Regions from separate parts of the Homo sapiens genome. Here region 1 is linked to region 2. Evidence: read pairs that join two places in POLR2A ChIA-PET (ENCODE). Cell type or tissue: MCF 10A. All regions are shown on one strand. Each heading gives the region's core, and the rest is flanking DNA. Links, peaks and the distances in the headings are about the cores only.

The links. Peaks named below come from ENCODE experiments on the same cell type or tissue, not always from the same donor. Only the 100,000 strongest peaks of a DNase experiment are listed, where the experiment ranks them.
Region 1: POLR2A ChIA-PET joins it to region 2 with 10 read pairs; 7 of 35 experiments call an interaction of 5 or more read pairs at or near these places.

Annotation. Positions count from the first base shown.
Region 1 is chr1:200,632,496-200,644,034 of GRCh38, reverse strand. It overlaps a transcript of DDX59 not described here. Among named protein-coding and RNA genes, the nearest start is that of KIF14, 18 kb to the right of the region's middle. RefSeq lists enhancers at 3,355-4,554, 4,530-5,245. In MCF 10A, for the core only: no CTCF peak of the experiment used is centred there; DNase peaks (open chromatin) are centred at 2,964 and 3,854.
Region 2 is chr1:200,775,351-200,786,889 of GRCh38, reverse strand. The region is part of intron 2 of CAMSAP2 (calmodulin regulated spectrin associated protein family member 2); the gene reads right to left. Among named protein-coding and RNA genes, the nearest start is that of CAMSAP2, 42 kb to the right of the region's middle. In MCF 10A, for the core only: no CTCF peak of the experiment used is centred there; no DNase peak of the experiment used is centred there.

The DNA.
Region 1 (11,539 bases), core at 2,130-6,129, 140 kb after region 2:
AAGTTTCTTTTTTCTTTTTAAAATAAACAGTCCTCAGAGCTACTGTCAGAACCAGAAACCTCCACAAAGACTCTGACTCGGATCAGTGATTGTTTTACTTGGTTCCCCCACAGTTCCACAAGCACATTGGCACTTAAATTACTGTTGAATAAATGAGAATTAGGAAAAATGTAAATGATAGAAACTGGAAGAAATTTTCAGAACCACTTTTGAAAGATAAATATGAAATGTCTACTTTCATTCTCAGTTGTTTTACCTTCTGCTTGGTTAATGCTGTTTTAAAAATAAGATAGGCTACTTATCAAAATAATGTCATTGTGTTATTGAATGAATGTTGCCCTGCTAATTCAATTAATAGGTTTTTTGTTTGTTTTTGTTTTTGTTTTTGTTTTGAGACAGAGTCTCGCTCTGTCGCCCAGGCTGGAGTGCAGTGGCACGATCTCGGCTCACTGCAAGCTCTGCCTCCTGGGTTCATGCCATTCCCTTTCCTCAGCCTCCCAAGTAGCTGGAACTACAGGCGCCTGCCACCACGCCCGGCTAATTTTTTGTATTTTTAGTAGAGATGGGGTTTCACTGTGTTAGCCAGGATGGTCTCAATCTCCTGACTTTGTGATCCGCCTGCCTCGGCCTCCTAAAGTGCTGGGATTACAGGCATGAGCCACCACGCCTGGCCTACTTGTTTATAAATAAAAGTGGCATGGCCAGAAAAACAGCATTTACAGGATATGTAGTTTTGTTTTGTTTTTTTGAGATAGCATCTCACCCTGTCACCCTATACTGGAGTGCAGTGGCATGATCATGGCTCACTACAGCCTTAACCTCCCAGGCTCCAACAATCCTCCCACCTCAGCCTCCCAAGTAGCTGGGACCACAGGCGTTGTCTCACTATGTTGCTCAGGCTGGTCTCAAACTCCTGGCCTCAAATGATCCTCCTGCCTCTGCCTGCCAAAGTTCTGGAAAGGAAACTATTATTTTAACAAAAATAATATTATTTGAGAGACTGTAGTAATGCAAAAAAATATTAGCTATAGTATAACCCCACTGGTTTACTTAATTTGCTGGCAGTCTGGCTTCTTCCCACCACTGTACATACATGATCTTCCCGTGGTCTCTGTTGACCTTCTTAAACCACATGTTCTGCCAGCTCTCACTTTAAACTTTTTTATTGCGTCGGTCATTGTGGGCCACCCTTCTTGAAACCCACACTTTCTTAAGGCCAGGTGATGAGTTAGAGGTGGAGGAAAGAGCCCCTAACTCACAGGCTTATTATGAGAGTTAAGCGCAGTTGCATATGTCAAATACCCAATAGGGGAGAAGCCGGCTATCAGCGCCCTTCCCTTTACTTCCCTCTCGCCACACAATTTTCAGACTCCTGTTACTGGTTCTTCCTGCCTCTCTGAATCTTGACTTCTGCTTCTCATTCCTTAAGATCTTTCCTTTGGCAACTTCCTTGTCTCACATGTCTGCTCTTCTGTTGTCTGGGGTGCAGCAATGCAGTGGTTTCCTCAATTATGTATTTTAGAGACCAGAACATTAGACTTTTAAAAAAATTTGGTCCCAGTGTTGCCAGTATTTTTTTCCCAATTAAAGATCTTCTTTTTAAAAAGCTACCACCTATCATTAGTTCATGAAAGAAAAAACATGTAGTACTAAACAAGAGAGAAGGACTTACTCTCTGAATAAGAGACCATCCTTCCCCAGAAAGGACACTAATGTACTATATTATAAAATTTTAAATAATAGATTTTTGTGAGAATTACCATACAGTTTAAATTTTTAATTAGCTAAAAAAACTAATAATCACATACACTCTCAGACATTTGTTTTACAGTAACTATATTATAAAAATACTGAATTGGTTGCTTTATTGCCAGATTGAAGCAAACATCTTTTATATGGCAAACACCTTAAGGGGTGGCTTTTAGATTCTAGAATATTCAGTGCCACTTTATAAGATACTTTTAATGCCATTCTATTAGTATTTCTAATACCAAGCACATTTTTATTTTATTTATTTTTTTATTATTATTTTGAGATGGAGTCTCACTCTGCTGTCCAGGCTGGAGTGCAGCAGCGTTATCTTGGCTCACTGCAACCTCCACCTCCCAGGTTCAAGTGATTCTCCTGCCTCAGCCTCCTGAGTAGCTGGGACTACAGCTGTACACCACCACGCCCAGCTAATTTTTGTATTTTTAGTAGAGACTGGGTTTCACCATGTTGGCCAGGATGGTCTCCATCTCTTGACCTAGTGATCCACCCACCTCGACCTCCCAAAGTGCTGGGATTACAGGCCTGAGCCACCACACACAGCCTAATTTTTGTATTTTTAGTAGAAATGAGGTTTCACCATGTTGGCCAGGCTGGTCTCAAACTCTGGACCTCAGGTGATCCGCCCACCTTGGCCTCCCATGGTGCTGGGATTACAGGCGTGAGCCACCACACCCAGCCTAATTTTTGTATTTTTAGTAGAGACAAGGTTTCACCATGTTGGTCAGGCTGGTCTCAAACTCCAGGCCTCAGGTGATCTGCCCATCTTGGCCTCCCAAAGTGCTGGGAGCCACCACGCCCAGGCCCAAGCACGTTTTTTAAATCACCTTTTTATTCAACAAGTCAAAGTGGGTTCTTTTTTTTTTTTTTAGTTTTTTTGGTTTCATAACATCTTTACAAAGATCATTGCCACATATTTAAACTGTGACTCACTGATTAATTTAATAAATCTAAGCTGGATCCACGACCTGTCATATTTTCCAGTAAAACTACACTATTTTCTTCTGGCAGCTGAATATTATTTGGGTTGTGCCCTTCTCTGGAATTAATATCAACGCATCTCTTATTGCCTTGTTATACAGTCTACTCACCACAATCAATATGAAGTTTACTCCATAAACAGAGGTATGGTACAAGAGGTAACGTGTCATCCAAGGTGACTTTCCTGGCAGCCACCAGTAAACTGACTCCGGACAGATAGGACTCTTTTGTTGCCGCCAAGGCATACTTACAATGACCTCAGAGGCTCTAGGGCCACAGTGTGAAAACCAACCAATGGATAATTAAGTAAACACAGTTCTCTTGTTCTACTGTTAGTGTGAGAACCTATTTTATATTTTATAATGTGTTGCACGTGTGATGATATAGGACAAAATTACAAATAAAGCATAAGACGAGTGTTTATTTTTGTAATGTTTACAAATAGTAACTTACAAATAAATTTTAGCTTTGAAAAATTTGCACATCAGCTTTACTTTCCTCATTTCATCGCAGAAAGAAGACCCCTTGGCAAAGCTGTTTGCAAATAACTGGATTCCGTTTACAGCTCTACCAGTTTTGTTTTTTTAATAGGGCAAATTAATTACTTCTCTAATCTTTAGCTTTGCTCAACTGTAAAATGAGAAAGTTTGCTTTAAGGTTCTCTGAGGTTTTCCCCAAATCTATATTTTCTGTGCTTCATACTTTTAAATCCCTATCTCCATGTCTAGAATTTGCTTCAGAATAATACAAGGTGAGGACTGTGGATGAAGTTTGGCCAAGAGTTTATCATTATTAAAGTCAGGTGATAGGCCATGAAAGTTCATTACTATTTGATTTACATTTGATGTATTTGAAATATTACATGATAAAAACATATATACACATACAATCTCCAATCCCATCCTTTTGCTTGTGCCCTGGCTCCTTTCTATCTAGCTAGCTAGCTAGCTAGCTATAGTTGAAGATATATATCTTCAACTTTTCACTGAACTTTTTGCCTCAAAATCGGCATTTCCAAAGCCAAATTTATCATCTTCCCTACAGAAAGCCTAGTTCCTCCTTTCTGACTTCCCTATTGCCTATGGTGCTACCACGCCCCCAGTCCTGCTCAGTCAAAGCCCTGCTGTCATCACTGACTCATTTCTCTTCCTAATCTCCATATCTGCTTAGTCACGAAGTCCTATCTGTATTTTTTCAAAATGTCCACATTTTCATGCTGGTACTGAAGCCCAAGACTTCATCACTTCAAAATATTAGCCCTTTCCCCTCAATATTCCTCTAATCCACAGGAATCCACAGGAGGAGAATATTTTCCAAGTAAAATATCACTACAGTAAGTACTCACTTCATGTCGTTGATAAATTCTTGGAAACTGTGACTTTAAGTGAAACGACACATAGCAAAACCAATTCTACCACAGGTTAATTGATATAAACAAGAGTGAAGTTCCCATGGCATATTCCTGGTCACAAAAATATCACCGAACTTTTAAATACAGACCAAAGCACTTCTGATAGTAAACATTGAAAGCTCGATGGCCGGGCGCGGTGGCTCACGCCTGTAATCACAGCACTTTGGGAGGCTGAGGTGGGCAGATCACGAGGTGAAGAGATCGAGACCACCCTGGCTAACACAGTGAAACCCCGTCTCTACTAAAAATACAAAAAATTAACCGGGCGTGGTGGCGGGCGCCTGTAGTCCCAGCTACTCGGGAGGCTGAGGCAGGAGAATGTCGTGAACCCGGGAGGCAGAGGTTGCAGTGAGTCGAGATCACGCCACTGCACTCCAGCCTGGGCGACAGAGCAAGACTACAAGAAAACACACAAACAAAACATTGAAAGTTCTGGCCGGGCGTGGTGGCTCATGCCTGTAATCCCAGCACTTTGGGAGGCCAAGGCGGGCGGATCACCTGAGGTCGAGAGTTTGAGACCAGCCTGACCAACATGGAGAAACCCCATCTGTACTAAAAAATACAAAAATTAGCCAGGCGTGGTGGCACAGGCCTGTAATCCCAGCTACTCAGAGGCTGAGGCGGGAGAATCGCTTGAACCTGGGAAGCGGAGGATGCTGTGAGCCGAAATCGTGCCATTGCACTCCAGCCTGAGCAACGAGAGCGAAACTCTGTCTCAAAAAATAAAACAAAACAAAAAAACATTGAAAGCTCATCCCAGCAGCCCAGGGGGCCAGGTGGGAACCCACCCTGGACAGACTACCATCCCTTTGCAGGGAGCACTCACACCCACAGTCCACTCCCACGCAGGGAGCACTCACCCACACTCCACTCACATGCAGGGAGCATTCACTCACCCGCACTCCACTCCTATGCAGGGAGCACCCACTCACCCACACTCACATTGGGACCATGTAGACATGCCAATGACCTTACGTGCACACCTTTGGGATGTGGGAGGAAACCACAGCACCCAAAGATAACCCATGCCGACATAGGGAGAACATACGAACTCCACACAGACAGTGGCCCCAGCCGGGAATCCATGTTTTTCTCATCAACATTATAACGCGGCCAGGCATGGTGGCACAAGCCTATAATCCCAGCACTTTGGGAGGCCGAGGTGGACAGATCGCTTGAGCCCAGGAGTTTGAGAACAGCCTGGGCAACATAGTGAGACCCTCTTCTCTACAAAAAAAAAAAAATGCAAAAATTAGCCAGCCCTGGTGGCATGTGCCTATGGTCCTAGCTACTCGCCTGAGCCTGGGGAGGCCGAGGTTTCAGTGAGCTGTGATCATGCTGCTTCTCTCCAGCCTGGGTAACAGTGAGAATCTGTTTAAAAAACAAAACATTATAACGAAATGGCATTGAGCAAAATGATGTTATTCGAGGACCTGCTGTCCTTCTCTGATGTTTCCTTACTCAGAAACCTTCAACTGCTCCCGGCTAACAGCCTCATCAAATCTGAGTTCTTCTGGCTGGTGTTCGAATCCCTCCTTCTCAGTGCATTTTACAACTCTTCCCTGTGCTCCCCAGGTGGCAGCATCTGCCATGGCTTTCTCCGCCCAATACCATCACTGAAGGATTGGATAGTTCACCAGAACTTCCGTGAACACATTCACAGTACAGATAATTAACTACTGGCGATCAGGGACTGATATGTCTCTGACAAGTTCTCAAAAATCCAACATATCTAAAGGAAAGCAAAGAGTCTGCTAAGAGAAGGGCGATTTTAACTAGGGAGGGACTGTTTTTAACTTTTTTTTTTCTATTTGGAATCCTGTGATATTTACATTGGAATTACAGAGAATTTTAAGGGCTGGGAGTCAGGAGATAATAGTAAAATGAATCCTGAAGCCAGGGCAGCATTTTAGAACTGACAAAGCTGCTATGGCATAAGAGTTAGGCAACCGAGTGCATTCAATTAAATGTAGTGCTTCACAGAAAGGACATTAGGGCATTTATAAACAAGTGTCATGATTTTTGTTTTTGTTTTTGTTTTTTTTTTGAGACTGAGTCTCTCTCTGTCTCCCAGGCTGGAGTGCAATGGCATGATCTTCACTCACTGCAACCTCTGCCTCCCGGGTTGAAGCGATTCTCCTGCCTCAGCCTACCAAGTAGCTGGAATTACAGGTGGGTGCCACCACACTCAGCTAATTTTTGTATTTTTAGTAGAGATGGGGTTTCACCATGTTGGCCAGGCTGGTCTCGGACTCTTGACCTTAGTGAGCCACCAGCCTCGGCCTCCCAAAGTGCTGGGATTATAGGCGTAAGCCACCACTCCCAGCCAAAGTGTCATGATTTTTATGACATTTTACACAATTAAGTAGTTTATGACTTTCATGAATGCAAAAATATAAATACAGAAAATTCCTAATTGAAATAGCATTTTATATAAATGTGCGTGTATGCGTCTACATACACACTAACACACAGAAATTATCTTTGGAAGGATAGTAAAAAGGCAAATGTGGTAGCCTATGGAGAGGAGACAGCTGGGAGATGTTCACTATATGTCCTTTTAAAATAATGAGCAGATTTCATATTCATTTACTTATGGATAAATAAATATTCAATTTCCTTTAAATTCTTTTGGATTTGAGGGTGAAGAAAAAGTGTGGAAGTTTGTGTGTGTGTTTTAGTATAAGTAGTTATACTTTAATTTTATTTATGGAGAAAGATAGCATTGTGTTAAGAAATTAGTTTGTAGCCTGAGCAACATAGCGAGACCCTGTCTTTACAAAAAATTAAAAAATCAGCTGGGTGTGGTGGAATGTACCTATAGTCCTAGCCACTCAGCAGGTTGAGGTTGGGAGGATCGCTTGAGCCCAGGAGGTCAAGGCTGCAGTGAGCTGTTTGAACAATTGCACCCCAGCCTGGGTGATAGAGCAGGACCCTATCACAAAAAAAGGAAAAAGAGAGAGAAAGAGAGAAAGGAAGGAAGGAAGGAAGAAAGGAAGGAAGGGAGGAAGGGAGGGAAGGAAGGAAAGAAAGAAAGGGAGAGATAGAGGGAGAGAGAGAGAAAAGAAAGAAAGAAAGAGAAAGAAAAAGAAAAATTAGTTTGTATACTTGAACTTTCATTAATAGATATTAAATAGTACATGTAAAATTATAAATCATTCAAACCTCTAGAAAATTAAATAATTGGCTGGGCGCGGTGGCTCATGCCTGTAATCCCAGCACTTTGGGAGGCCGAGGCAGGTGGATCACCTGATGTCAGGAGTTCGAGACCAGCCTGGCCAACATGGTGAAACCCTGTCTCTACTAAAAATACAAAAATCAGCTGGGCCTGGTGGCGCCTGCCTGTAATCCCAGCTACTCAGGAGGCTGCGGCAGGAGAATTGCTTGAACTCAGGAGGCAGAGCCAAGATCTCACCACTGCACTCCAGCCTGGGCAACCAAGCAAGACTCTGGCTCAAAAAAAAAAAAAAAAAGAAAAGAAAAAGAAAATTAAAATGATTTACCTTAATGTTGTTGGAGAGGTATTGGGTGATGATGCATTTCTGACTTTTTTTTAAAAATGAGAGATCATTGTAAATGATTCAAGGATTCATATGAGGTTTAAAGAAAGACCCAGACTAAAGGTGTCCTGGGCACATCAATCCAGGAACTGAGGAATCAGTAGTGGCTCCAAGGTGAAGAAGGTCTGATAGCTCAGATTTCTCCTGCCATCCTCTCCTAGCATTCAGTGTGTACTGAAGATAATAGGTTCTGACTGAGCTGTATGCTTCCTTTTAAGAAAATCTGTAAAGTAGGATTCTCTGGATTTCAATTTCCTGTATGTGTAATTGAAGCTTCCATAGCTTTTCTTGATTAATCTTTGAGTATGGTTTTAATCTTGGATACATAGTACTTTCAAATAACTAATTAAGTTGTTGATCTCCATTTTGTTTTGCAAAAACATTGGTTTTTCCTGTTTAAGTTAGTAACCAAAAGCCTAGATAGCCTTTGTGAGACCAGTGAACTCAATAGATTTGTTTTTTTAAAAAAAAGAAAATACAGATGGCCGGGTGCAGTGGCTCATGCCTGTAATCCTAGCACTTTGGGAGGCCAAGGCAGGTGGATCACGAGGTCACAGTTGGAGACCAGCCTGGCCAACATGGTGAAACCCTGTCTCTACTAAAAATACAAAAATTAGCTGGGCATGGTGGCGGGCGCCTGTAATCCCAGCTACTCGGGAGGCTGAGGCAGGAGAATCATTTGAACCTGGGAGGTGGAGGTTGCAGTGAGCTGAGATCGAGCCACTGCACTCCAGCCTGGGTGACAGGGCGAGACTCCGCCTCAAAAAAAAAACCAAAAAAAAATACAGACATCAGCCGGGCATGGTGGCTCACACCTGTAATCCCAGCATTTTGGAAGGCCAAAGCAGTGGGCAGATTGCTTGAGCTCAGGAGTTCAAGACCAGCCTGAGCAACATGGTGAAACCCCATCTCTACAAAAAATACAAAAATTAGCCAGGCATGGTGGCACACACCTGTAGTCCCAGCTACTCAGGAAGCTGAGGTGAGAGGATCACCTGAGCCTGGGAAGTTGAGGCTGCAGTGAGCTGAGATCATGCCACTGCACTCCAGCCTGGGTGACAGAGTGAGACTTGGTCTTAAATAAATAAATAAATAAAGGAGATACCTGCATCAGTTAGATGTATACCTATAATGACCACTTATTCCAATACCAAAATATGGACATAATCTTACAGAAGATTTGTTTTTCCTGATAGATAAGTGCATTTATATGATTAGTCTTTCACAGGTTTAAAATCAATCATATCAGTTATATATGTAGTAGATTGCCAAAAATCCAGGCCATATTATTGCTGCATAGGACTTGTGTAGATAGGCTATGATGGTGACATCTTCTGATATTCAGACCTTATGATCCTTAGTGACCATGATTAACATATGCAAAGGTCTTTTACAAAAAGTCAAATTTCTTTATAGATCTGAAAGTTTCAGACAGCTTTTGAAAGCAGAGTCCATGTCTCTGCAGCTTGCTTGAGCTTTCATTCTCATCTTTTCTAATCTCAAGAAAATGCTAGTCACCAGAGTATTCTGATTAACTGCATTTAATTTTTTAGTCTCTACAAAAGCTAACCAGGAGAAGGTAGAAGAGGTAGGGCTAGAGTTAGAGATAAAGGTTGGACACATGAGAGCAAGTTCACAGAGCTGCTGGGCAGTATGTGAACAGTGCCCCCTGGAGTTGTGCAATGAGGTGTCTGCAAGTTTTGGGGTGTTTGTGAGAATGCAAAGAGGTGAATGTTGTGATCGTAGTTAACCCCCCACAGCATTTGGCATCTTTGGCAGCAATGCAATGACTAGAAGCTAGGACAGCTAGGATTTGGTGCTTGGCTTCCTCCTGGCCTCTCTGAGCTCCTTGGTTACAGCCCTGTATCCCCTCACCATTTATATTCATAGTGCATCCTGGCCTGCTGAACATAGCACAGAACACTGGTGAGTCCCTGTAGTTGGTGGTGAGTGTGGGTGTGCATGGAAGGGCAGACATTTGGCAATAAGTAAGGGAAAAAGTGATGATATTTATCACGATTTCATGAGCATCAAGACTTCATTTTTGTGCTCATTAGGTCTTTATTTCACAAAAGGAAGCAAAATCTCATAAATAAATATAAAAATTTTTATTTGGTTGAAAGAGCAACAAAGTAGCCAGTTACCATAAAGTTTTATGCTTTGTTGGAGGAGCACTATTTTATTATTTCATTTAAAATAAGTATGCTAAATAGTAAAATGGTAATTATGAAAATGAAACTGTGAATTTCATAAAACTGTTAATAATAGCAAATAATCATCAGTTAAGTATTTAGGGGACCAGTTCCTATGCTTTTAACAATATGAAATGAAAATAACAATATAATTATTTTTAAAATAATGTAGTCAATGAAAGTAGAAGGTGAGTAAAGAAACAATCAAAGATCAAAGAAGGTAAGACCATAAAGCAATGAACCAAACTAAATGAGGATGACTGATACTCTTTTTGATTAGTTTTTTTACTAACACTAATAGTTAGGGAAAAACAAAAATATATGGTTAGATGGAGCTGCAATGGACTGATGAAGGTTGAAGTAATTGCACTCTCTTAAATAGTCTCTGGTTATTATCCACAATTTAAAGCTACTGGAGAAGCTAATGATTAAATTACTTCTAAGACAATAGACTTAGAATTCCTTTCTTACTAGTTAATAGACACAGTTTCTCTGACAAATGAAAAGGAGCTATTGTAGATCAGAAATCATTTAGTGATTCTTTAAGGAGCAAGATAATAGCTCAAACTTTTAAACTGTTTAACAAAGGTAATGAATAACACTGCTGTAACATTTCCTGGGTATCAGACAGTGTTCTAACTCCTTTTTTTTAAATTTTTTAATTTTTGAGATGGAGGCTTTCTCTGTCACCCAGGCTGGAGTGCAGTGGCACAATCTCCATTCACTGCAACCTCTGCCTCCCAGATTCAGGCGATTCTCCTGCCTCAGCCTCCCAAGTAGCTGGGACTACAGGCGCATGCCACCATGCCCAGCTATCTTTTGTATTTTCAGTAGAGACGGGGTTTTGCCATGTTGGCCAGGCTGGTCTCAAACTCCTGACCTCATGTGATCCACCTGCCTCAGCCTCCCAAATTGCTGGGATTACAGGTGTGAGCCACTGCGCCTGGCCTGTTCTGACTACTATTGATGAGTAATTTGTTTAATTCTGACAAAAGCTCTATGAAGTAGGTACAATTTTAAATCATCATTTTACAGATTTCAGAGGGGTTACCTAAGGTGCCCAAGGTAAGTGGCAGAGCCAGGATTCAGACTTAGGCAGTCTGGCCTTTGCACCTGTATACAGAACCACTTCCCTGTGCTGAGTTTTGGTAGAGATAGGACAACATATACATTCCTTCCTCTGTATTTTGGGTATTCCCATTTCTTCTGAAAGCAGGCACTGTATCCTCTGTCCAAAAACAAAACATCTGGGGCCAGACAGATCACCTGGCCACTTTTCCCTAGAGAGGGAAAGTATGAATGTGCATGAGCCATTGGCAGCCCACAGACCCATTGGCGGGCTAGGACCAGAGCCCAAGCCTTTGGACATCTTCCATGACATTATTCTGCCTACTTTGTTAGTCCTCAGAATCCCTAGAACATATCTGTGCTAGGCTCTCAGTAACTGCTTAGAGAACTATTTATATAGTATATAACACAATAAAAATAAAACCTATTTAGAACATTTATATATTATTAAAATTTATATAAAGTAACATAATAAAACACTATAAATAACATAGTGTTTCATTTTTAAATTTTTAGATTTATAGTCATTAAAAAGAAAGCGAAATTCTGTAATACTTGGC
Region 2 (11,539 bases), core at 4,237-8,236:
GCCCTAGGATTTTCAGAATGGTAAATGAGCACTGGCTTCGATCTAAAGTCACCAGCTACATTAGCCCACATAGCCCATAACAAAACAGTCAACCTGTCCTTTGAAGCACTGAAGCCAGTCACTGACTTCTCCTCTCTAGCTATGCAAGTCCTATATGGCATCCTCTTCTAAAGGAAGGCTATTTCATCTACATCGAAAATCTTGCTTAGGCTGGGTGCAGTGGCTCATGCCTGTAATCCCAGCACTTTAAAAGGCTGAGGTTGGTGGATCACCTGAGGTCGAGTTCCAGACCAGCCTGGCCAACATGGCAAAACCTCGTCTCTACTAAAAATACAAACATTAGCTGGGCATGGTGGTGGGCGCCTATAATTCCAGCTACTCAGGAGGCTGAGGATGGAGAAACGCTTGAACCCGGGAGGCGGAGGCTGCAGCGAGCTGAGATTGCGCCACTGCACTCCAGCCTGGGCGACAGAGCAAGACTCCATCTCAAAGAAAAAAAAAAAAAAGAAAGCAATTTATGGCTTTAAGTGCTTGTATCAGAAAAGAAGAAAGCTTTAAAATTAATGACCTAAGAGTACATCTTAAGAAGCTAGATTTTTTTAAAAAGCCAAAATAAGAAAAAGAAAAGAAATAATAAAGAACAGAAATCAATGAAACAGAAAACAAGCAAAAATTAGTTTAAAAAACTGAAACAAAGAGCTGGTTTTTAGAAAAGATTAACAGAATTGATAAACCTCCATATATATTAATAACACCAGGAAAGTAAAAAGGGATATCACCACAGGTTCTATAGATATTAAAAAGATAATAAGGGAGTATTATAACCAACTTAATGACAATAAATTGACATATTTAGATGAAATGGACAAATGTCTTAAAAGATATAAAATAACCAAAATTGGCTGGGTGCCGTGGCTCACGCCTGTAATCCCAGCACTTTGGGAGGCCAAGGCAGGTGGATCATTTGAGATCAGGAGTTTGAGACCAGCCTGACCAACATGGATGAAGCCCCTTCTCTACTAAAAATACAAAAAATTAGCCAGGAGTAGTGGCACATGCCTTTAATCTCAGCTACTTGGGAAGCTGAGGCACAAGAATCACTTGAACCTGGGAGGCAGAGGTTGCAGTGAGCCAAGATCACGCCACTGCACTCCAGCCTGGACAACGGAGCAAGACTCTGTCTCAAAAAAAAGAAAATATCAGCCAGGCACATGGCTCACGCCTATAATCCCAGCACTTTGGGAGGCCAAGGCAGATGGACTGCTTGAGGTCACGAGTTCGAGACCGGCCTGGCAAACATGGCGAAACCCTGTCTCTACTAAAAATACAAAAATTACCCAGGTGTGGTGGGGGGACACCTGTAATCCCAGCTACTTCGGAGGCTGAGATAGGAGAATCGCTTGAACCTGGGAGGCAGAGGTTGCAGTGAGCCAAGATCAGGCCACTGCACTCCAGCCTGGGCACAGAGTGAGACTCCACCTCAAAAAAAAAAAAAACAAAAGAAAAAAAAAGAAAACATCAAGCCCCGGTGGCATACCTAGTGAATTCTGCCCCACATTTAAGGAAGAAATTACAGAAATCCTAAGTGAAGTCTTTCAGAAAACAGTGGAGTAGGGAACACTTTGCAACTCATTATATAAAAACAGTATTACCCTGATGCTAACACAAGACAAAGAAATGAGAAGAAAAATATCTCTCACGAACATGGCTGTAAACACCCTTGAGAAAATATTAACAAATTAAACCTAACAATATATAAAAGAGATAATTTACCGTGACCAACTGAGTTTAACTCCAGGAATTCAAGACCAGTTTAATATTTGAAATCAACGTAACTCACCTATTAACAGGATAAATGAGAACAGCCATATGATTATCTTAATAGAGGCAGAAAAAGCATTTGAAAAATACAGCAGTTATTCATGATTTTAAAAACATAAACATACATATATTTCTTAGCAAACGTGGAACAGAAAGGCACTCCCTTAACCCGAAAAAGAACATCTTCAAAAATCCTACAGATAATATCACATTTAACAATGGGAACTCAACAGATTCCTGATAAGATGAGGAATAAGACAAAAATGTCTGGTCTCACCACTTTTACTCAACATTAACTGTTAGTGTTTGGCAGTGCAATAAGAAGCGGGGAGCAGACCACATACATAGTGGAAAGGAAGAAGTAAAACTGTGTTTATTCACAGACAACATGATTGTTTACGTTGAAAGTTCTGACAAATCCACAAAAACATACTAGGAATAAATGTATATAGCAAGGTCACAGGATAAAAAAAATGTTCAAAATTCAATTGTATTTCTATATATTAGCAATAAATAATTTAAGAATTAAATCTGAAATGCAATTCCAAATCAAAAATATGAAAGATTCAACAAAGTGCATATGAATCTCATATGCTAAAAACTATAAAACACTACTGAAATAAATTAAAGAATACTTAAATGAGAAGAGAAACCATGTTTTCACTGGAAGACACAAATTGTTAAACTATTAATTCTTCCCAAAATGGTCTATAGATTCAACACAATTCCAATCTAAATCCTAGCAAGCTTTTTTTTTAATAGAAATTGACAAGTTGATTCTAAAATTTATATGGAAATGCAAAGAACCTAGAATAACGAAAACAATTTTGATAAAAAACAACAAAGCCGGATGGCTTACACTAACAAGTTTCAAGACTTATTATGAAGCTACATTAGTCAAGACTGTGTGGCACAGCCTAACAGACATCTAAATCAATGGAAGAGACACAGGTGTCGACGTCAGTCAATGAGGAGACAACAGTCTTCAATAAATACTACTGGAACAACTAGATAATCTTGTTAAAAAAAAAGGGTAAAATGAACCTCGACCACACTATACAAAAAAACTGATCCAAAATGAATCATAGTTCTAAATGAAAAAGCTAAAACTGTAAACTTCGAGAAGAAAACATAGGGGAAAAAAATCTTTACAACCATAATATAGGCAAGAAAAGATTTCTTAGGACATAAAAGCACTAACTAAAAAAGAAAAAAATTGTAAACTGGTCTTCATCAAAATTTAAAATTCCTTGAAAGACACCACGAAGAAAATGAAACGCAGGCTGGGCATGGTGGTCATTCCTGTAATCCCGGCACTTTGGGAGGCCAAGGCAGGAGGACTACTTGAGCCCAGGAGTTCAAAACTATCTGGGCAACACAGTGAGGCCCTGTTTCTACAAAAAAAAATTTTTTTTTTAATTAGCCAGGTATGGTGGCAATCGCCTATAGTCCCAGCTACTTAGGAGGCTGAAGAGGGAGGATTGATAGAGGCTAGGAAGTCGAGGCTGCAGTGAGCCGTGATCATGCCACTGCACTCCAGCCTGGACAACAGAGCAAGGCCTTGTCTCAAAAGAAGAAAAGAAAAGAAAATGTGAACCACAGATTAGGAGAAACTATCTGCAATGCATGTATTTGTCAAAGGACTTGTATTCAGTATAAATAACTCCTACAGTAATAAGAAAATAAAAACCCCAATAAGACACTGAGAAAAAGATTTGAACAGACATTTCATAAAAGATGTATGAATGACCAGTAAGCATACAAAAAACATTAAATTCTATTAGTCCTCAGGGAAATGCAAAATAAAACCACAAGGAGAATCTAATTTACACTAGAATGTCTACAATTAAGACTGACAATACCAAAAGTATTGGCAAAGAAGTGGAGCAACTGGAACGCTCAGACATTGCTGGTGGTGAAATAGAAAGTACAACCACTTTGGAAAATTGCTTGATAGCTTAATAGTCAAACATACATATGGCCCACCAAGAGAAATGAAAATAAGGTCGGGTGCAGTGGCTCAGGCCTGTAATCCAGTACTTTGGGAGGCCGAGGCAGGCGAATTGCTTGATTCCAATAGTTCCAGACCAGGCTGGGCAACACAGTGAAACCCTATGTCTACAAAAAATTAGCTGGGTGTGGTAGTGCACGCTACTTGGGAGGCAGAGGTGGGAGAATCACCTGAGCCCAGGAGGTTGAGCCCGTGATCAAGCCACTGCCACTGTACTCTAGCCTGGATGACAGAGTAAGACCCTGTCTCAAAAAAAAAAAAAAAAAAAAAAAAAAGAGAGAAATGAAAATACATGTCTAAATACAAATCATAGCTGCGTTATTTCTAACACATCAAAACTGGAAACAGCATCAAAGTCCATCAGCAGGTAAATGAATAAGCAAATTGTGGTATTCACAGAATGGAATATTCAGCAATAAAAAGGAATAAACTACACATAGCAACATAGATGAATCTCAAAAATATGAGCAAAAGAATCTAGTAAAAAAAGAGTTCGTGCAGTTTGCTTTCATCTATATGAAATTCTAGAACAGGCAAAAATTAATCTACAACGACAGAACTGAGATTAATGGATGCCTGAAGTGGGGTGGGGCTGCGGGCTGACTGCAAAAAGGCACAAGGGAATTTTGGGGGGTTATTATGTTCTATATCTCAACTGTAGTGGTATCTACAAGAGTGCATACCTTTGTCAAAACTGTTCAAATTACTTTAAATGGGTACATTTTATGTAAATTATGCCTTAGTAAAGTTGATTTTTTAAAAAGTAAGTTCTGACCTTAGGACATCAATGGACTTCACTCAGCCTCATCTTCTTCATCTGTTAAATGTGGGATAATACTTCATTTCTTACCACACACGGCATCAAATGAGATGTATATCAAACTGCTCTAAAAATTTCCCAATGCTCTAAAGATTTTTAGTGTTTTTATTACTTAAGGCATTATACAGTCACTGTATGGCCATCAGATTAGCCTACAGAATCATTTTATTACAATAATGAATAAAATCTGAAGATAATCTTCAAACTTCACTGTAATCATTTATTTTTATGTTTTCCCCCCAAAATGTTATATCAATTAACACTTAAAGGAAATAAATTAGGAAATTTCTTCATGTGCCTGGTTCACTAATAATGGAGTTGCCAATGAGCCATCAAAGACATGTAAGCAGGAAAAAAACAGTAACTATCAAGAGTACACATGATGTAATCATGAGATTACAGGCAGTGGTTTACACCTGTAATCCTCTTAATTTGGGAGGCCGAGGCAGGAGGATCGCTTGAGCCCAAGAGTTCGAAACCAGCCAGGGCAACATGGCAAAACCCTGTCTCTACAAAAAATACAAAAAAAATTAGCCGGGTATAGTGAGCATCCCTGTAATCCCAGCTACTTGGGAGGCTGAGGTAGGAGGATCACCTGAGCCCGGGAGGTTGAGGATACAGTGAGCCGAGATGATGCCACTGCACTTCAAGCTGAGCAACAGAGGGAGACCCTGTCTCAAAAAAAACAAAAACAAACATACAACAAAAAAACAGTATACAACATAGGCTTTATGAAAAAACCCACTAGACGATTATATTCAATAAATCAAGATTTAAGTACAGAACATACGTATTTTTCAAATGTCCTAACCATAGTGACCTGGGCAAACTTATTTTTATGATAATTTATATAAGGCAGCTCAGGCCTGTCCACCACCACTCAACATAATTGCTGCTACCCTATGCCAACAATATAAAAATGATAGCTATGTTCTTTCATTTGCTAACCAATAAAGACATTCCTAGTATATTTTAAACAGTCACATATGCCGTACTTCAAAGTATGTTTGTGTTTTATAGCTTTCCAGATTTGAAAGTTTTCCAGGCATATTTGGTCCTGAGCCAAAAACTGTGCTTCAAATCTAAAAATCTAAAACAAGTTACATTAAATTCACTGAAATACACTTTATCATATAAAAATAACCATCAGTAACAGCTCCAATTAACACTCAAAAAATTCCCTGAAAAAAAGTTTGTCAGCACATTTCTTTCAGCTGGGTGTGTATAAAAAAAGTGCCTCATGGCGCTAGTTTTATTAGAAGAAAACGAAACTGAACCACACAAGGTTTTGACATAATCGTAACTGTTCCCCAATTTACCTCTACCACTCAGTCAGGCTTCACTTCCCAAGCACTGTGAGAAACAGAAAAGAAAAAGTCATGATATCCACCTCGTTAAGTAGCCATCCCAGGTTTTTATAAACTACAAAGACAACTTACAGCTGAGAAACAGCAGGGGGTTTCACAAGATTTGCACATAAATATCTATGGCAGATACTCAAACAGCACAGTAAGAAGTAGTAACACCTTTCCTCCAACCTACCAGGTATCTAGAAGTCACCCATTTCCAGACCAATGCTGCTGGCAAGCAACTACCATATTAGCATGCCTTAGAGGTGGAACTAAGAGACCAAACATTACCTAACCCACACCTCACTGCCTCTACAAATACATATGGCCAGAGCACAGAAAGTGTAACTATCAGGAATTGTAGATCTGGTGGGTACCAGAACTTATACTTACTTGAAATAAGTTTGAATATATGAACAAGTATGCTAGAATTTCCTTGCCCCCAAATTAAGCAAAAATGACAGGGTGTCATAATTCTCACTAAATGCTCCTACCTACATAAAATTGTCAATCTTTACTGCTAAAGGGTTACAAAAGACTGTTAAGTTTTTTTAACTGTATCAGCTGACAACACCTTACCAGCATCAGCTTTTCAAAGAGTTGACAAGTACTGCCCACATAAAACATCGACCTCTGTAATTTTGGTAGACCATGTCACATAAGGATCCTTTAAAACACTAATTTGTAATAAATCACAGACATTACTTAAATCTAAATTCTAAACATTAACAATTCAATAAATAATGCTTTTTAACAAAATAAAGACAAAAAACTAGTTTCCTTGCGTTTTCAGGCTTTCTTGAATAATATTCTTATATTCTTTTAGTGACAAGGAAACTAATGGTATGGCATAAACTCTATTAATAAGAAGAAAAGGCTTATTATAGACACATGGTACCTATGCATAGTATTTATTGCAAATGATAAAATGTCAAAATAGCCAAATAATTTCTGAACCTGTCTGCCTCATTATTTAAAAAAAGTTTAAAGAATTTTCCATTTTTATTTCAAAATTATGAAAAATCTATAAGATCACTCTTAACATATCCTGATATTCTATAGTTATTAAACACATTGTTAAAATTCCCAATCTGAGATATAAGACCAAAAACATGATCAACCAGCAAAATGGAAAAAAAATCAGAAAAAAAAATAGGCATTTCATAGAACAAGAAGATTCAGATGTTAGCCAGAGTTGTTCAATTCTATATCCTACACCTTTGACTACCCTCCACAGTATTTTCTGCACATTAGTTGAATATTTGTCTTCTAACAGTTCTATCTCTGACCTTCTCTTTTCACTTCGAAACATGCCCTCCCTGGGCATCACAATTTCCATGACGTCAATAACCACTACTCTCAGCTGATTCCCAAATCTCTATCTCAAGCCCATATCTCCCTGGTTATCTTTTCCTGGGTGTCCTGAAGGCATCCTAAACCTGTCCCAAACTGAATGTATTATCTCTGCACTCTACCATGGCCATTTCCCCCACTCCAATTCCTTTCTCTCCTCTTTTTCCTATGTCAGTAAAAGTCACTACAATATATACCTAGTTTGCTTAGTCTAGGTTACATAGTCTTTTCTATCTTTTAAAAATCGAACTCTGATGGTGTCATTGTTGTGATTAAAAACCCTTTGGTGTGGGGAGGTCCTACACATTCATCAACAAGGGATTGGGGCAAATAAATTGTGGTACTTTTCATACCACAGAATATTGTGCAGCCTTCAAAAATCATGGTATAGACCTATATTCATTAATAGGGAAAAATGGTTATGAGGCTTTTCCAGGCACCCTCCCCAGCGTTAACTCCATGGTTTCTCACAGCTCCTCCAGCCCTAACTCTACCTCATGACTCTGCTTAATTTCCCAATTTGCTAACAAGCAAATTCCTTCCACGATTTGTTCAGGTCTCTGAGGCAAAGAATCTGATTGGCCTCATTCATTGTCTTGTGCCAGGCCCCACGCCAAGAGCCGTAGGTCATAGCTATTCTTTGGATTTTATCTGCTCTTGCAAAAAAAATGGCTTGGACCCAACCCAATAAAATTCCAAATTAACATATAATTAAAAGATTTCTAGATCAATACAATCCAACTATTAATATATAATGAAAAAAAATGAGGAACAACCTAAATCTACTGTAGCCGGATTTAGTTTCTAAAATATATCATTGGTATTAAATAGATCTACAGTATTTATATCTCAATCATGCTTCACTTCATGAAAAAAACTGGTAAAAATGCAGGTATTATATATTAAACATGATTAATTATTTGTTAAATTTTAAACAACACAGCTAGACACAAAAAGCAAAGGTAGAGAGGAAAGTCAAATGATCACTGGTTAACTGAAACAAAAAGTCAACACTCTTTTCCCTATGAGTATTTGAAATTATAAAGGTACTTGTTATATTAAAATGATAAAGCAGAAAACAAACCATCTAATCACTTGGTTAGATTCTCGTATAAACTCCAGGCATTCAGGAGCCTCCCCCAAAACACTTAATTCTCACAACTCAATAAATACGTATTTCAATAATTACTGCTTACTCTATTCAAATGTCAAGGGGGAGGAACAAAACAAAGAACCTCCACCACTCTCTTAGTAATAATTCTGAATGACTTTCTTTTCTTAAAAAATATATTTAATTCTTAATTAAAACATTCGCTAATACCTCTTATTTATTCAATGATTCAACATCTTCTCTAGACTAGGCACTGGGAATACGATGACAATTATGGCCCCCTCTTTGTGGAGTTGATTCTGTATAAAAAGATTCTATATAAAATTGTTTTTTGATTCTGTAAAAAGCACACTTTAACAAGTTCTCACTATGTTGCCCAGGCTGGTCTCGAACTCCTGAGCTCAAGTGATCCTCTGGCCTTAGCCTCCCAAAGTGCTGGGATTATAAGTGTGAGCCACTGTGCCTGGCCTCACAAGTTTTTTTCTGGAGTCAGGTTCTCGCTCTGTAACCTGGGCTGGGTGCAGTGGCATAATCACAGCTCATTGCAGCCTTTACCTCCCAGGCACAAGCCATCCTCTCATCTCAGCCTCCCGAGTAGCTGGGACTACAGGCACTTGCCACCATGCCCGGCTAATTTTTTATTTCCAAAATCACACTTTTTAATATAGATTATATTACAGAATATATGCACATATAGCATATATAGAGAATATATGTTAGCCTTGGCTGGGTGGCACAACTGTAAAGTATACCTTTTTTTCCTATTAAGAACTTGAAGAATTTCACTTTGGCTCCATTATATAAAAATAAGCTGAAATCTACAGGCATCCATCTTTCCTAAAAATGACTCCTAGAAGTTAGAAAAAGACAAACTTAAAGAGATAAAAGTGTTGTTGAGCACTTTTTAGTACTTTGTTCAATACGATTTATCTCTCCTCATTTATCAGGGAGGAAAAAAAGGCAATTAGAGATACATGCAATATTCTTTCTTTTGAGGTTATTCACAAGATGTTCTACCATGCTTCTTCTCATTGTGTTTTTCTGAAGCAACTTTACTATACAGACAAAAAATGAAAAAGTCTAAATCCTTTTCATTACAAAGTTGGCTCAAGGGGAAGGAAATAATTTCTCTCTTCAAAGCACCATGAGGAATAAAGGGGCCCATCCCTTTATTCTATATCTAGGATAGAGAATAAATGACTCCAAAACACAGACTGGGCCCCACATTTTGTAGGTTAGTATATTCAAAGGAGTCAAAGGTCAGCACTGAGTCATGGCCTTTTCTTTGCCTCTTCCCATATGGCTGCAGTGTTGATGAGCCCAGGACCTACTCCCTCAGGAGAAAGGTTGGTCATCCTTCTCTCATTCTCTCTTCCTTATGATTATTAAATAAGGTATTAAGAGGAGCTCTGAGAAAGGTGTTTTGTCCTTCTCTCTCCTTTGAAGATTTTCCACATAAGGGGCCTTGAGGCAAGCACCTGTCTGGAAACTGTCTCCTCCCCATTCCAGCTCCTTCTTTTCCTTCCTTTCTCATTGTCTCTCCTTCCTCCTTTTCTCTCACTCTTCTCCCAAGTCTTCCACCAATGGTTTACTTTTTTTCAGAAGCATTAAATGCCATAATAATAATTTTGGTAAAATAAAAAGCTTCCTTTTTCATGAATGTCTGGGTTTTTTGTTGTTGTTGTTTTGTTTTGTTTTTTTAAGACGGAGTCTCACTCTGTTGCCCAGGCTGGAGTGCAGTGGCACAATCTCGGCTCACTGCAACCTCCACCTCCCAGGTTCAAGTGGTTCTCCTGCCTCCGTCTCCCAAGTACTGGGATTACAGGCACCCAACAACACACCCAGTCAACTCTCTTTCCTGCCCTTCCTGTGCACAAGCCTGCCCAGGTTTCTCTCTCTCTCTTACCCTCAAGTTCTTCTTCCTCTAAAACAGGCAGGATGAACATTGACCCTATTTTTGGAAGAATGAGTTCCATGTTTGGTTGTCGTAGGAAAATAAAGGACATTTATGACTACACTTGGTTCTAGGCCAATCTGGCTCAGGACAAAAACAGCCCTTTTACTTGGTCCAGTTTCACCTACCAGATTTCTGCATCAGGGGTTGGAACCTAACCTGAGCTAATGCTAAAATGTTTTCTTGGTCTTGCTTTGCCTTTTCTGTGCCTAGTTCTCTCAAGTATTTCTCCACAAAGCAACCTGAAGGCTGGATGGAAGAACAATTAAAATGTTTCCAAGCTCCCTGACCAAATACTATGATTACAACATCTAAAGCTATGCATTTTCAACACCAAAAACAAATTTTTAAAAAAATAATAAGATTGGCAAAATGTTTTGGTATAAAAAAGAAGCTTCTGAAAGTTCTTATCTGATTATTACTCATGTTGACTCCCTACTTCACCATGCAAGAAACAGTGATTTTTCTTTTCTTTTTTTTTTTGTTTTTAAAGATCCTTGAAAGCTTTTGCCTTGATGAAACAGTGATTTTATATTGGCATAGCACTCTGTACTTACTAAAGTTATATACTTGCCATCAAGTCTTTTCCCAAATTATTTTGTTTTACTATAATGTTACTACATTAAAATACAAACATTCTGGCCAGGCACAGTGGCTCATGCCCATAATCCCAGCACTTTGGGAGGCCGAGGGGGGTGGATCACCTGAGGTCAGGAGTTCGAGACCAGCCTGGGTCAACATGGTGAAACCTCATCTCTACTAAAAATCCAAAAATTGGCCAGGTGTGGTGGCGTGTGCCTGTAGTCCCAGCTACTTGGGAGACTGAGGCAGGAAAACTGCTTGAACCTGGAAGGCAGAGGTTGCAGTGAGCTGAGATTGCGCCACTGCACTCCAGCCTGGGCAACAGAGTGAGACTCCATCTCAAAAAACAAACAACAAAAAAGCCTCGGATATTCATGAAAAAGGAAGCTTTTCTATTTTACCAAAATTATTATTATGGCATTTAATGATTCTGAAAAAAAAATAAACCAGATCAACTCATTGTCCTCCTTAAAATCCTCCAGAGACATCCTTGCACATTCACAATAAAATCTGGCTTATAGAGCTTCACTTGCTTTGG